2 separate regions of the Mus musculus genome follow, and region 1 is linked to region 2. Evidence: chromatin loops called from intact Hi-C (ENCODE). Cell type or tissue: left cerebral cortex. All regions are shown on one strand.

Evidence for each region. Peaks named below come from ENCODE experiments on the same cell type or tissue, not always from the same donor. Only the 100,000 strongest peaks of a DNase experiment are listed, where the experiment ranks them.
Region 1: it touches region 2 in a loop (4-fold over the local background); 20 of 42 quality-filtered maps call a loop at or near these places.

The regions. Positions count from the first base shown.
Region 1 is chr6:114,221,581-114,229,580 of GRCm38, reverse strand. It overlaps Slc6a11 (solute carrier family 6 (neurotransmitter transporter, GABA), member 11), which reads right to left. Exons shown (of 14, transcript NM_172890.3): 7 at 3,655-3,758. Among named protein-coding and RNA genes, the nearest start is that of Gm46972, 47 kb to the left of the region's middle. In left cerebral cortex, a CTCF peak has its summit at 4,998 (motif pointing left); DNase peaks (open chromatin) are centred at 1,964 and 4,993.
Region 2 is chr6:114,331,143-114,339,142 of GRCm38, reverse strand. No RefSeq gene overlaps it. Among named protein-coding and RNA genes, the nearest start is that of Slc6a1, 53 kb to the right of the region's middle. In left cerebral cortex, no CTCF peak of the experiment used is centred here; a DNase peak (open chromatin) is centred at 4,872.

The DNA.
Region 1 (8,000 bases), 110 kb after region 2:
CTGGCTAAGCAAGGGAGAGGTTTTGTGGTGGCACCCATTCTGGCTAAGCTCATTACCAAGCAAAGCCCTGCATTCTGCTCTATGCAGGTCCTGGATATTGGGCTAGTTTACAGAGGAAAATGATCAGAGCAGTTACTCTGACTTGCTCACCAGCTGGGAAACACCAACATAAACCCGCAACCCGTGGGAAACCAACCAGGCAGCAGCGAATGCTGGAGCTCCATCAAGATGAGGATGTTGATCCAGAGACTCGGCCCATGCTAGCATAGGCACTAGAACTCAGCCTCTGTGGTGTGGGCTCACAGTTCAGGTAGAATGCATGCCAGTGCCTCGCTCTCTATGGGAGGAGTACTTGGATGATCCTGACCAATCGTGTTCTAGATGGAGTGGCACTGTGGCCTTTGCTTCTGGTCCAGGAGCTAGAGTTCACTGCCCCTTTCCACTGGCCCCTTCCTACTGAGTGGCATCTCCTGCCTATGGCACAGAGAATCTGCATATATCCTGCTAGCTAGAATCTGACTTAGCTATGGGGGTGGGGCTTGAGGCTACGGTGGCCTGGAGGTTTAGCTTCATGGCTCCTTCCGTCTTCTGTTCTCTCAGGTAACACCCCGGTTCTCTTGCCACTCATCCTGTCCCCCATCTGTTGTGCACTCTGGCTTACCCAGGGCCTCTGCAGCTGTCACATGCAGGACTGAGAATTCTCCTCTCTTCTTGAACCATGATTTTTGTAATAGAACCAAAGGTGATACTTATAACAAACCAACAATGACCCTGGTAAAGAGGGCACGGTGGAGAGAGCACTAGACATGGAGTCAGGAGCCTGGGGCTATGATTCTCCCTGTACGGTCTTCTTTGGGACTGACCTAAACATGATAAAGTATTTGGTATCGGGGCCTCATGGTTTGTTTCTAATCCCCCCATTTGGGGGTGGAATGGAACCTCCAGATCCACTGGTCTGGGCTTAGCCATGTGACCTACTTTTGGATAGTAAGATGTTGGCTGACACGACAGACATTTGACTTGTATGTTCTTAACTGAACCTGTCTTTTACCATGATGATGATGATTAAGGTGGGAAGAACTCTCCAGGGGAGTAACTGTCCCTTCAGCCTGGACTACAGGGTGTACACACAGAGAGCAGATTTGAGCTTGGCCTGAAGCCAAACCCACCCACTCATAGCCAGGACATTCTCCCCAGTCAACCTTAACACAAACACCTCGCCCCTGGGGCCAAGGTTATTTGTCACAAACATTACCATGGCAGTAGAGGACTGATCCAGGTCCCTTTAAAGATCCCTTTAGAGAGTGAATGTCAGCTGGGCTGCTAACCTTGACTATGTATACTATCTAAAGCGCAATTTGCCTCTACTCTGGAAGAAGCTCAACCCAGTCTAGAAGAGGATCACATATTCCCAAGGCAGCAAGGAGTCACACTTCCACTGGCATCTCATTGTCCAAAATCCAGTCGCAGCTGCCCTGTGCACCTTCTCCTCTCATCTAAAGCCAAGCAGCCCTGACTTATCCAGCTGTGGGGACAAGGGCCTGGAGAAGGGGGCATTGCTACCTTCTGGACTTCTGTCACATTTAAGGAGCCACTGGGTGCCAGTTCTGTGTCAGGTCCCCCAATCCAATCATCGTAGTTCAGGCTTTATCATCTGTTCTCAGGTAAACTGTAGCTGGGAATCCAATCCTCTCAGATAACCCTTTTTTTCTGGAGCTAAATGACACTTGCTAAGAATCAGGGCTTCCAAGACCAGAGTGTGGGCAGGCACCTTCAGCCACCATGAGGCTGGGGAAGGCAAATGTCCCTATTTCTCCCACAGGCCCTCAGATCACTTTCTTGTATTTGAGTTCCTAGGGACCTCTAGCTCCTTCAACACTGTATCTGGATGTCAGTCTCCACCTGTGAGCTCACTCAGCCACATGAGGCTGAGCCCTGCCTGGCCAGGCTGTCTATCCCTCTTAAGCCTTCCCTACAGCTCCCTGCAACCTCTGGGGAAGACTTACATAACCAGAGCTTTGAAGTCAGCAGGAGCTGAGCTGGGCTTGCACGAGCTCCAGAGGCGACTAAGCTGTCAGCAGAAGGGATTAATTGACTGCTGGGCAGACCTGTTTGCAGAACACTCTGGAAACAGTTTCACAGGCATCTGCTTTGTTCCACTGAGGGGGCAGGAAGAGGAAAGATCCTGTCTGATGAGTTCCTACCAGGAGTGAATTGGGACAGGCCCCTCTTACAAAATAAAATGCTGTTCATTTTCAGATCCACTGCTAGCTTGCTGGTAAAAAAATAATAATAATAATTTTTTATATATTATGATCTAGCCCCCCCCCCTGCCCGTGAACACTTTATATGTCACTATTATATCATCTAACTTAATAAATAATTTATATATCTTATTGGCGTTAAATAATACACAGATATTATCAGTACTAATTTGATTTTCCTTGCTGCAATGGGGCTGGGGAAGGGCTAGGACAGGGTCTAACTGTATCTTAGGCTAGCCTGAACTCATTATGTAGCCCAGGCTAGCCTCAAACTCACAGCAATCCTGCTTCAACCTCCTGCATGTTAGTGTTGTGTACTAATATGCCTGGCTCTCCTGACTTCTTATTTCATCATAAAACCAATGTGAACCCAGAGTAAACAAGGTACCTTCTATGTACAGCAATCAAGAGAGGGGAAATCAGGCCCAGCTTCTTTTTGAATAGTTTTTTCTTTCTTCCCAGAAGTTTGAGGCAAAGGACATTTTCCTGTGGACCCATCAGTTGCTCCCTCCTCTACGAACTCCATTTTAGTTTTCTATCATCGTTTCGAATCTTCAAATTAGCATTTAATTCCTTACTCTGGGATAGTTTCCCTTTGTGGCTAACTGCTACATAGAGTGGATACAGGTGGAATATCCTTCCTCAGTTGGTCTGTTCTCACGGCAGTTTCTCATCACCACTCCAGAGACTCCTTCCTACAGAAGGAGCTCCCAGTCTTACAGTATGATGCTCTGTCCACCAACTAGCGAGTATCCACCTACTGTGTGCCACATACCTGGCTTTTAGGTGTGAGGACAAAATCTGTCCTCACAGTCAAGGACCCCAGAGTGAGTTTATCCCGCCCCCTCCCCTCACGCACAGTGCTGACTGTCCCTGGTTCTCAGCCTCACAGTGGCCACTCAGGCTACAGATCTGCCAGGCTGATCCACAGCCTTAGACACTTCCCTACCTGGACCCCTTGAGGTTTTGCAAGTGGCTAGCTGCAGGATGTCAAGTGGAAGGTAGGTCGAGGATGGGCTAAAGAGGACCTAGCCACTCCAGGTGGGCCAAGAGAGGGCCCCACGAACCTGTGAGAAGCAACACCAGTCAGAAACAAGGTCCATGGTGTGGAAACAGCCGGGTTGGGCCAGTTTAGTTCCCAATTAGCCGTGTGGCCATGGGAAACATTGTATATACACTTCTGCTGCACCTGTCGGTACTGAGTCCTGACTGAGGCTGCAGGGTGGATTTACTGTGCATTCAGGGCGGACTCTGCTTGCATGTGGCAATTTCCCAGGTCTGTCCCTGTGACCCTGGGGAAATGGAGTGTCTGACCAGCAGCTATCTGTGTTCCGGGCCCTGTGTGGTGGACAGCTGTGAGGGCTGGAAACTGTGGCTGTCACGGGCTTACCTGTAGCAGTTGTTGTTATAGTTGTTGTAACTCCCCAGAGCGGTTAGGCAGCCCAGGCAGATGGCATAGGAGAAAAAGATCTGCGTCCCAGCGTCCACCCACACCTGGAGGAGGGCATAAAAAATGTGGTCATTGAGTCAGAAGTGTAGGAAGGAGAATCCAATGGGGGAGGAGGGAGAGTCCAATGGGGGAGGAGGGAGAGTCCAATGTGGGAGGAGAGAGCTTGTTCTCTGGACATTCCCCCTGAAGTAACATAAATATCAAACTTCCTAACTTTCTCAGAAACCCCTATTAAAACATTTATATTCCTGGGGACTACCTCATTAAAAAGAAATTTCCTTAATAAATTCTAGATTTTTCTAGAATTAGAAAAGGTTGTGGTAATAGTCCACTACATAATGAGAATTTGGATATTGAGCTGGGCCTGTGGTCACAAGCCCATAAGCCTAGCCCTAAGAAGGTTGAGGCAGGAGGATCTCTGCAAGTTCAAGGTCAGCCTGTCTATTTAGTGACTAGACTGGCCAGAGCAGATAGCAAAACCTTGTCTCCAAAAAATAAACGAATTAAGTAAGTATACCAGGGGTGGTGGCGCACGCCTTTTATCCCAGCACTCGGGAGGCAGAGGCAGGCAGATCTCTGTGAGTTCAGGGCCAGTCTGGTCTACAGAGTGAGTTCTAGGACAGCCAGAACTAAATAGTAAGATCCCGTCTCGAAAAAGAAAAAAAAAAAAAATCAAACCAACAATGGTATTTGGATAGTAAGAGCCGTGGTGCCAGTTGTAGGAGTTTGGAAAAGTAACTTAGCCTCTTCCAGCTTAGTTTCCTCATCTGCAAAGTAGGAAAAGAAGGATCCTGTGAGGCCTGCTATGAGGATGAGCATATTAGGACTGGGATTCCTGGTTGTGGGCCCTGCTTCTATGCCACATCACATCTAAGTCCCCAAAACCCCACTCCCTTTTCTCAAGGTTATTTCCCTTGAAATAACCATGAGAACAAAGTCTCATGGCTGTGCAGAGAAAGTGTTAATACCGTTCTCCCAAGTCCAGGAGAGGTGTGTGTACTCATGCGTGTGTGCATGTGTTTGGATCTACTAGCTTATAAAAGATCCCCTAACACCAGTGTCCCTGGGACCCAGCCAGCAAGCAGCTTCTTAGTCACTAAGGTTAAAATGTCGTCATGCTGGTTAAAACTTCTGTGGACAGAACGGACCACACTGCAGCAACCACACTGACTTTTCCAGTACTTCCCCTCCCTGAGGCTCTAAGCTCACTACCTAGAAGTCTCTGAGGAAAGCCACAGCTGAAACTCAAGCTGGGATTTGGGCTGAGCATCCAGCGCCACCTGGAGACGAAACTCAGCACTGAACCCAGACAGCAGCAGCCTTTATTAGGCACTTTTGGTATGCAAGGCACCTTGCTGAACCTCTGTATAAGATTGCCCTTAAATGTCAGCAGTCCTGGGCAGGGTACAGTGGGTGCTCTTAGCCTCCTCCCATGGCCCAGGAGGAAAGAGGGCAAGTAACCTGCCCAAGGCCACACAGCTGGAACGTGATGGGTGGAAACACAGAGACCTTCTAGAGACACTGCATTGCCAGACTCATGCAGATTCACAACTAGACCCTGCATCCTGGTGTAGCATCCATACCTCAGATCAGGCTCCCTACTAAGTCCTTCTGATGGACTTCCACTGACTGCTTCCAGTGGCAGGGAGCCTTTCTTCTTTAGGTGTCTCTGACTGGTAGTCATTTCCCAAAGTGAGAACTTTCCTGGTGTTTGATTCTGTGTCTCCCTGACCACAGCTATCTCTTGCACATGGTGGCACTGCCCCATAGCATCCTAGCTACCAAAACATCCCCATTCCAGGCACAAATCCTTCTCCAGGATTTTCTCACACAGAACAGGCCACTCTGCCTGGTCTGCTCACATTTGTGAAACCATCCAGTAGTAACATCTGAGAAGTGCTCTTGACACCGACAGGAGTGTCTGCTAACCTCTCCTAACCTAGGCTGGTTGGCTTTAGAGTGTCAGCGAAGGAGCAACACAGGGTGAGCACATTCATGTCTGTGTGTGTGCATGTGTATGTGCGTGTGTGTGCATGCACAGGATGCTGGCAAATCAGAGTATACTGAGACACAGGTATTGGGAAGTAGAGAGAATACAAGAATATTTTTAAAAGCCATTGGGATCATATTATTCTGTGTTTACTCATTTTTAAAAAAAAGTTATTTATGTATGTGAGTACAATGTTGCTGTCTTCAGACACACCAGAAGAGGACATCAGATCTCATTACAGATGGTTGTGAGCCACCATGTGGTTGCTGGGAATTGAACTCAGGACCTCTAGAAGAGCAGATGGTGCTCTTAACTACTGAGCCATCTCTCTAGCCCATTGTGTTTACTTAAAAGCACACACACACACACACACACACACACACACACACACATACACACACACAGTGCCTAATTAAAGTTATTCCCTTTGGGTAACCTCTCAATAGTCATAGACTAGATAGTATAAACCCCAATGCCAGGCATGGGAAATAGACTTTTGCATTGTTGGTTAGATGAGCCCAAGAAACTACTCAAATAATATAGGCTATTGCCGTAGCCCTTGGTGCCTTCTTGAAAAAGAAGGTAAGCCCTCATTACTAGGAACACTACATAATTTGGGCACAGGGGGAATCCATCTGGATCTGACCTGAATGCCTCCTCCCTCAGGACCACCTCTCATAGCATCAGAACAAGCCATGCAGGCTGTCAAGGAGGAAGCAATCAGTAGGCCTAGCCAGCGGTAGCACCTATGAACCCAATGACCAGAATGACAAGAGATTCCGAAAGTTGCAATGATGGCATATATATCCTGGAATAACCAACAGCTGTCAGATTGGACTTAAAGCCTGCTCGGTAGGAGAAAATTCATGCCTGGCACTGTTAACCTAGCCAACCGTCCATGGCTGCTGAGGCCATTAGACCCTAGAGGAGAACCTACTACAGCCACTCTAAAGCAGTTTGACTCCTAACTGCCCTCAAAATATTTATCCTTACACCTGCAGGGGAGTGTAGCTCTTACCTGTCTTCAAAGAAGCCTCCTTTAGCAGCAGAGATCATCACAGAAAACCACACTGGTCAGATGTGGAGAACAACTGATCATGAGCACCTAACCCCAATGGTTGCATCTATAACACATCCCTTTACCTAAGACTCGGGGAACGTCTTGGAGGAGGGCACAGAAAGATCAGAAGAGCAGAAGACCAGGATGTTTGGTGTAAGATAGTGTCTTCTAAAACAAAACAAAACAAAACAAAACAAAACAAAACACAAAGTGGAGTTTTGGGGGAACAAAGTGGGCAAATATGATTAAAACAAATTGTATGGAGTCCTCAAAGAAGATTATATATTAAACATGATTTTTAAAACCCCACAAACCCCACTGTTGCAGATGAAGACTCAGAGCAGGTAGCAGTGCAAAGGAAAAATCAAAACTCAAGGAGGGAATTTCAAAGTGGCAGGAGCTTGAGTATGCCCACGTGTTGGCAGAAACGGTCCAAAAGAGTAAAAACTGCAGAAGATTGAGGAGAGAGATGAATATGTTGCTAAATGCTACATCTCTGTCTCAGTTTTCCCATGTGTCGGTCTCTTCCTGAGAATTCCTCTTTCCATACAGAAAGTGAGCGGGCCATAGGGAGAGGCAGAACACAGCTCAGATGCTGACCCAGGAACAGAATGCCCACTCCTGATGGAGTCCTGTGAGATGCTTGGTGGCCGACTGATCACTGGTAGTTACTCACAAGGGACTCACACCTGTGATCAGTGGTCCTGCTATCTCAGCCTCCCACAGGCCAGAGTGAGAGAAGCCCGTAGGCTGGTGGAAAAGCTTGCTCAACCATCACTCAACAAAGCCTGTCACAGCCCTCAACTCTGAGTTAAAAGATTCCAGAGCTCCTGTCCACACATCCCAACGATGGGCATCCCAAACTCATGTGTGGATTTGCACTTGCAGACAACTGTCCTGGAAGCCCAGCTTCCGTCTCTTTCCTTTGAGTAGTGGGACTTCAGCTTCTTCTGGGGAACCTACCTCTTCCCAGCTCAGGGTGGGCCCATGTCCACAAGCCTGACCATGCTAGTTTTTCCAGGAATGTGGAAGACTTTGAAACCTTAGACTAGGAAGCAGTTGAATGCTCTCTGCAGAACTTAATCAGCCACTTGGAAGACAGTAATGCCAAGTTCTGTGTAGACTGTGGAGGTCCAGCTCAAGAGGTTCCATGGGAGAATAATATTAGCATCTGGGCTAGAGATCACTTTTATGATAGTTTGGCAAAATTTGCCCTTTCTGCCTTTGTCCTAAGAA
Region 2 (8,000 bases):
TGGGGTGGGATGCAGGGCAAGAGGGGCTCAGTGTCCTACAGGGCTGAGCTGGTCTAGCAATGTGTGTTCTCAGTGTATCCTCCTCTGACTCTTAGGAAGGGGTGGACGGTTTCTCTGCTTTGAAGCCTAAGCCTGCTGGTCCCTGCTAGGATCTGATGCCCAGGGCACCCTGCCTCATGACTTCCCACAAGGTACTGAGGGAAGCTTCGTCTCTGGCTGCCCCTAGAGGGCTCAGGGGTGGGGAGGCAGCCTGTCTAGGGACTCTCCTGCTGGGGCCTCCCATTTCCTTCCTTTGGCAATTCTTGCTATATGCCCCTGCTGTTCTTGGTTCAGCTGCTCAAGAAAGCAATGGGGTCCCCACTCTCCTCTTGCTGGCCAAGAAGGCAGGTGACTTAAGCTGGAGCTCCTCTAAGCCAGGACCCCACCCATCTAACTCTGATAGCCACGCCCTTTGTAGTTACAGTCTTTAAAGTTATCCCTGCAAGGCTCAGTGCATACTGTTTCCATATCTACACCCCATCTCCTGAGGCCAAATGAAAGAAAGGACGGTGGGCAGTGGAGTCAGAAATCCTGGGGTCAAGTCCCAACTCCGCTCCCTACTAAGAGCTGTGTGACCTTTCACAAGTAACATAACCTCTCTGGGGATCTTTGTGCACCAACCAAAAGAGATACCCCGAGTGGCTGGCACACGAGATCTGGCATGACACAATGAATTTGTGCATTTAATGGAAGTGGCACTGCAGAGAAAAGAACAGCTGACATGCAGGCCTCACCGAGGGTGCCCACTCTTACCCTGTGCGCAGGCTTACTGGGTGAGTCCTCACTGCAGCCCAGAAAGCAGGCGTCGATTTAGACATTAAGACAAAACACCTGACACGGGCTTATGAAGTAAGCCGACAGGTTTATTTTTGGCTCATAGTTCTGGAGGTTCAAGGGCGTGATTGGCAGCCCATCTTGTGAGAAGAGAGAGGGGAGAGAGGGAGGGAGGGGAAGAGAGGCTAAAAGAGAGGGAGAGAGAGGGAGAGGTAGAGGGAAAGAGAGAGAGATAGAGAGGAGAGAGAGACAGAGAGACAGAGAGACTTGGGAATAGCTTGTGTTGCAGAACAAGCAATGACGCCTCATCTGGGCCTTCAAGATCCATGCAAGCAAGATAGCTGCATGACATCTGAACGTTTGTGCACAGTCACTCACTGGCATGACTGTGTGCTGATGGCTCACGGCATGCCTGTCTGCTTACGGACAACACCAGGTCTATCATCTCAGCTCTTTGCCAGGGTAAAGGTCCACAGATGAGAAATAGAGGTGTCCTCCTGTCAGCCTTCAGGCTCCCTCCCAGCCCCCCAGAGGGCATCGGAAGGCCTCTAGTGACTCTCCTGAAGATGCAGGCCACGGAGACTCACAGAGAGATCATTTCATAAAGACACCCACCTCCGACAGAGATCACATCCATCTTATTGAAACTGGATCATCTCCCTGATCGTAAGGACTCAGAACCACCTAGTGAATGAGAGTGAGGTCCTCCCTGTGACCAAGACTGCTGCCTACTTCTTACCCCTGCCCAAATCCAGCTCATGTCAGGGGCTGTGACGAAGATCCTCTACTCAGCATGGCCACACTGTTGGACTGAATCATCCCCTACCTTGTGCCATTCCCAGCTCTGAGCGATTGGCACTATGGGCAGGAGATTCTAAGCCCTGAACACCAACCCTTCAACGCAAGTGTCACTGTCACCTCTAACTTACAGGTGGGGAAGTGGGGGCCCACGGGGACCATGAAGCTGTCCTCAGTGAATCAGGGAGGAACAGAAGTGGATTCAAACCCACAAAGCCACAGCTCCTAAGCCCAGGAGCAGTGGTGACACTCAACAACTGTGAATCATTATCTGACACTCCCCATTCCTGTCTCTGCCAAAGAGAGAGAGAGAGAGAGAGAGAGAGAGAGAGAGAGAGAGAAGGCCAAGGCCTTCTCTTCTCTTCTCTGAGGCCTCTGAGAGGTTGGCTCAGGATGAATAGAGAGGGAGCCTGGAGGTGCAGGGGGCCCTGTTCTAAACTCCATCTGCCCAAGTGCTTCCTCCCACATACCCAGACACCCAGTATCAACAATAATCCTGTCCCAGTAAGGCGGCCCTGGGGGTCAAGGGTTCTAATTACCAGGACCATCTGATGCCAGCCTCCATCTTCCTGCATTAGCAGACCCAGACCTGCGGGGGCCTAATGAGAAATACAAGAGTGGATGGCTCCCTCCTCGCACCCTGCACCCTGCCTCCCTCCCCAGAATGCCTCCCTGGCAACCTTTCCTCCTGGACCACCTTCTGGTCTCACCAGAATGGGTTTTAGAGCCGCCTTAATTCTCACTTTAATTAAAAGGAAATGTCCTCCCAGTGCTTTGGGCTGGATTCTTTCCCTCCCTGGAACATTTGTTCAGCCTCTGAGCTGGAGCCTGGTGCCTGGTTAATTGAAAGTTACAGATGAGCGAGGACATGGCTCTCCTGGGAGGGGGACGAAGAGAGGCACAAGCTGGCACCAGCTCCAACCTTTTCCGGTGTGTGTTGGGGAGGGGTGGCCATGCTCCAGGCTGGTGGGGAGGTAGGATGCCACCAAGGGTCTGCAGGTACCACCTTCATCCTATGGGATACAGCAGACCCCCCCCCCATGGAAGCCTCAGGGATCAACATGCCAGAATTCTAAATAACTCATGAACTCTCTTTCCACCAAGGGGGGGAAAAAGACAGAACAGAGTAAAAGAGTTCTCAGTGCCACCATCCTCCCACCATCTGGAAACAATCACGGCTAACACCTGGGGGAAAACAGTCTTCAGGAACTTTCTAGACTCTTTGCACGACCCAGTGATTTTTTTATTGCCTTCTCTCCACCTTGATTATAAAAGTGATTGATAATCATTGAAAACGGCTTAGAAGAGAGTGGTAAAAGTTTGCATTAAGAGTATCCACCGTCAAAGTCACCCCCACCCCCACCTCCATGGGGCAGGGGTGGAGGAGGGGCCACGACTAGGTACTGGAGTTCCAGTACTGAGACAAATAGATGCCTGGGATGGTCGCTCTGAGAGTTTCACTCTGTGATCAATGAATCTGTTACCATTAGGCTTCTGGTAGTCGTGTGACAAACAAGAGACACTTGATGAAGGGGACCAGCTCCTTACCCCTTCAGGAGCCTGCCCCTAATGACCTAGGACTTTCCACTCGGCCCCACCTCCTAAAGCACCCACCCTCCCCTAACAGAGCCAAGTCTTTAGCTCGTAGATCTTTAGTAACACAGGGACAGATGGGGCACTTTACATCTTGTATTATTAGGGCAGGTTTTCCCACCACGCCTTGGACAAGAGTCTGCATGTGCACTCTATGAACAACCTAGAGTGCCTCTGAACCTGGAGGTACAGACAGACAGTGGAGAGGGCAGACGTGCAGGACGCTGACACCACAAAACTCAGGGATGAGGCTAAGCTCCTAACCCTGACTGACAGCCCTGACTCCGGTGGTCTATTTTTCCTCGCGGGTGAACCTGCCTCCTCCTTACCTTGCTGTCCCCTGAATAAAGCAGGATTTAAGGGTTCACTCTTGTCTCTGCCGGTGGCTGTTTATGGTGACAGACGACAGGAGCTCTATCTTTCCAGCTCAGGATCCAAACTACAGCAGCTGGGAATCTAATTTCCCATGCCTGTGTTCCATCTGAGGACACAGGCTATCTATCTTGCAGCTATCTTGGAAGGTTGCTGGGTAGTGGTTGGTTGGTTGTTGTTGTTGTTTTTTGGTTTTTTTGTTTTGTTTTTGTTTTTGAGATATGGTTTCTCTGCATAGCCCTGACTATCCTTGAATTAACTCTGAAGATCGGGTTTGCCTTAAGCTCAAAGATCTGACTGCCTCTGCCTCCTAAGTGCTGGGATCAAAGACATGGGCTGTCCTACCTAGCTGTGCTGTGGTGGCCAGTTGTACAACAACCTGATATACAAGGTAAAGTCCTCTGAGAAGACGGTACCTTAACTAAGGAACGCCGGCTGTGGATTGGTCTGTAGACAAATCTGGAGGGCATTTTCTTTGTTTTTGATGATTGGGGAAGGGCCCAGTCAATTGTAGGTGCTGCCAACCCTGGGCTAGTGGCCCTGCGTTCTATAAGCAGGCTGAGCAAGCCAGTAAGCAGCACTATTCTCTGTGGAAGCATTAGCTCCTGCTTCCAGAGACCTTCCCTGTTTGGGGCTCCTGTCCTGACTTCCTCTAATGTGATGTGGGAGCCTAAGCCAATAAACGCTTTCCTGCCCATCTTGTTTTTGTCATGGTGTCATCACCACAGCAATAGCAAACCTAAACTAAGACAGTTGCCAAGAGCAGGGATGAGCTAGGGTATCAGGCCCACCTCTGCAGCAAAGGTAGCTGGGACTTCAGTTGATTTTGATAGCACCTCTACTCCAGCTCCCAAGATCTCATTCCAACTGAGAAATAGCACACAACAAGGTCTGTGTGCCATTGTGTGAGGACGGAGTTACATCCCAATAAAACACACGTTAGGAGACTGTTGGAAGTCGAGAAGCACAGGGAACGCTGAGCCTGTTCTATACAGCAGCTTTGTCACACGGCAGTGGCAGAGGGGCAGGCAGTGGGCTCATCTCATCCTGTGGCTGACCAGGAGTTCCTCAGTTTCCCATTCCACATGGCTGGCAACCTAGTGTTACACTGAATATAACCAGCCCCGGAAAGAGTAAAGTTCAAACTGCAAGACTGGAGGTGAGGTTTCTGCCAAATGCCTGTCACTTTCAGATGGCAGCCCTGCTAAAAACATCTGGTCCTGGCAAGTGAGGGGCTGTCTAAATGTGGCACTTTGCATCCTATTTTTAATCTGTCACCAAATCGTGGCCACTTGAAGCAAAGTGACATTTGCGGTTCTTTTCCAATATCACTCCGAATGGCTCAGGAGTGTCTGCTTGGGGTGAGTGTGGGGTGACATCTATCCTGAAAAGCTTGCCACCAAACTGCCTGTGAGCTCTTTCTTCTATGGCCATTGTCACGTGGGATGCCATGGTGACATTTCTGGAGAAAAACATTGGTTGCATCTCTGAATTATGCCTAAGAAAGTAAGTCTTGGGAGCGGCAGGGCTAAGTCAAGGGAACACACTCTCTTATTTATTCTTTCTCAGTGCTTGCAGAGAGACTTTCTGAAGATCTGTTTCTGGTGTGCCCACCATTTGTTACGTTACACATTCCTCTCCCACCCTGCTGACGCTGCCCACTGTGCTTCCCAACATGTCTGTACATTTACTTAATCGGCAAGAAAGCTCTCCGTGGCTGCTTTAGTTTCTAGGTGAATGAACTGAGTACGTTGGCGATGAGCAGGAAATGGCTGACAGAGTAAATTCTTTTTGACAGCTGGCTTCTTCTCTGTAAACTGGGGCCGATGGCGGCATGTGTCTTGCAGAGTTGTGCTGGACCATAGGAATCACATTGCACCAAGGTTTTGGTTCCCTCCTGGTCCTGACAGCTACATCCCACCAGGTGTTAGTTCTTCCTGATGGACTGGGCGGTTCTGCAGATTCTGTCAGGGCTCATCATCTGAGGGGAAGATCACTGTGGGGTTTGATGTGGGTCTTATTCTGATTGATTCTCAGTCCCTCAGTGTATCAGCAGGGCCAGTGAGGCCTGTGTGGCTAACTCAGAAAGCCGTTAAGTAGCTGAGTGAGGATGTGCATCTCTGGAGTTCAGCCCAGGGGATAAGTGTCTCTTTCCTGGCTTCCTGGTGTGCAGAGCAGGGGAAGTCCTGAGTGAGCAAAGCCCTGATGAATGTGTGCTATAGACATGGGCACGTCCGTATCATGGTCCACATTAACTCAAAACCCATGGGGGAAATGGGAAAGCCTGTCCTTCAAAGCTTCCTCTGATCCATATTCCTATGACGATATGTATATGATGTATATGTATATGTATGTGTATGTGTATGTGTGTATGTGTGTATGTGTGTATGTGTGTATGTGTGTATGTGTGTATGTGTGTATGTGTGTATGTGTGTATGTGTGTATGTGTGTATGTGTATGTGTATGTGTATGTGTATGTATATGTATATATGGTCCACCATAGCTTTCTCCCCTTGTTTATGGCCTGAAGATTGCTCCCCAACACACACAGAGAGATTTATCCTACTGAGGTTAGCTAAGCCTATCTCCTTGATCCAGCTGCATGGCATCCCCCATCTCCTACTTTATCTGTGTGTCCTAACCACACTTCCTCAATCAGCTCTATGCCATAATAACCCACCTCCCCGTTGAACTTCAAATAACACACACACTGCGTTTCCGGGTGCCGAGGCTTCCCCATCAGATGGCCCAGTTTATCCAATCCCGGCTTTCCTATGTATATCTCTGCCCTTTCTTTATTCCCTCACTGCCCTAGTCAGGTTAGTTTCTGCAACAGAGTAGGGATGTGGCATCTTGGGGTGGAGCAATTCCAAACAGAAGTGGGAGAGTCCAGGATGTCTTTCTGGAGCAGGGCGCCAATTCCAGGCCTTAGGAAAGAACCTGGAGCGGCCATCTTGGGGGAAGGCAGGTATGGTCTCCTACTCTGGGCAGAGCGAAGGGCACTTGCAGAGGTGGAAGGAGAAGCTGGGCTTGGGAAGCTGCTCAATGGATTGTGTCTACTGCTGCCCAAACAGAATGGGTTTCCATTTTACCAGCAAGGAGGGGAGGATGACTGGTGGGTGATTAGCCCTCCCCACCCCACACGCTTGTTCCTATCCCAGCCTAGCGTCAAGGACTGAGAGGAACTCACGACTTGGGTGAGGCACTCACAGAGACAGTGCAGAGGAGAGACCCGTTACTCCCACTGTCCTGACATACAAGACTAGGGAGCCCCAGCTCGATACCAACTCACTTTGTGCCAAGCAGCCTGCTCTTGCTTTCCAGTCCCCACTGTGGTAAAAGCCGTGCTCTTTCCCCGGAGAAAGCCGCCACCATTCTGTTCCTGTCCAATACCTGCAGGACCCAAGCTTGCCTCTGGCCTTTTCTGTTAGGCTTGCAGTGCCAACTCTAGCAAAGGGCTCAGCTAGAGAAGGCATCTGCCATCTGAAACAGAAGCCAGGAGGCAGGTCAGAGTCAAGGTTGCCATAGAGGCTGTCAGGAGGCCGGGTCCTGTCCTTCTGGTGTGCCATCTTAGAAGACTGGCCTCTCCACACCTGGCCATAAGATGGGAGGGCGGTGGGGGGTGCGGGGGTGGGGCTAAGCATTCTCACCCAGCTACAGAGAGTCAGGGAGGGGCACTCATAACTGAGGTACAAAATAAAGAAGAAAGTGAGGTTCCACTACTCCCTGGCAGCCAGCACCAGGTCATCAAGCCTTTAGGTCATCTGTGCCCCTCTGGTCATCAGTCCCAACACAGGCAAGGCAGCTCAGCTGGTCTGATTCTGAGCTCTGCCTTCACGCTGCCACACACGGTATTCTCAGCGTTCTTTGCCCAGGGTTGTATTGATGAAGTCAAGTCTGCCCCGTGGAGCTCCGGCTTGTTCATTTCTATTTCCGTTATTTGAAAAATCTCACAATCTACCTATCCTCCTGTTGGTGAGCGCTGAGGCCTCCAGTGAAGGCTGTTGAAATGCTGGCGTGAATGCTCTTGTACTATCTACTGGTAAATACCGTGCGTGTGCATTCTAGGGCATGGGAGAGAAACTATCAAAATGGCTGCTCTGTGGGTGGAAAAGAAAAAGTTTATTCCGGACGGCTACAGGCCTCTTTTGGGAAAGCAGAAAAAAGCAGGACCCGGAGAAAATCTAGCTGGTTATGAAGAGAATGGGGTATCTGGGAGGAGGGAGCCTTATCTGGAACAGCCTAGGAACCAGTGTGGAGCTCTGATCCCTGGGAAGCTTGCTTGAGATAATAGAAGACTAGCTGCCCTCTCCAGAAACGGGAGTCTGGCTGCAGGAGCAGATAAGAAAGTAAAGGGCTTCTCCTGGCAAACAAAGCCACTTTATAAGAATTCTGAGGAATACTGAGTGTCTATGGGTCAGAGT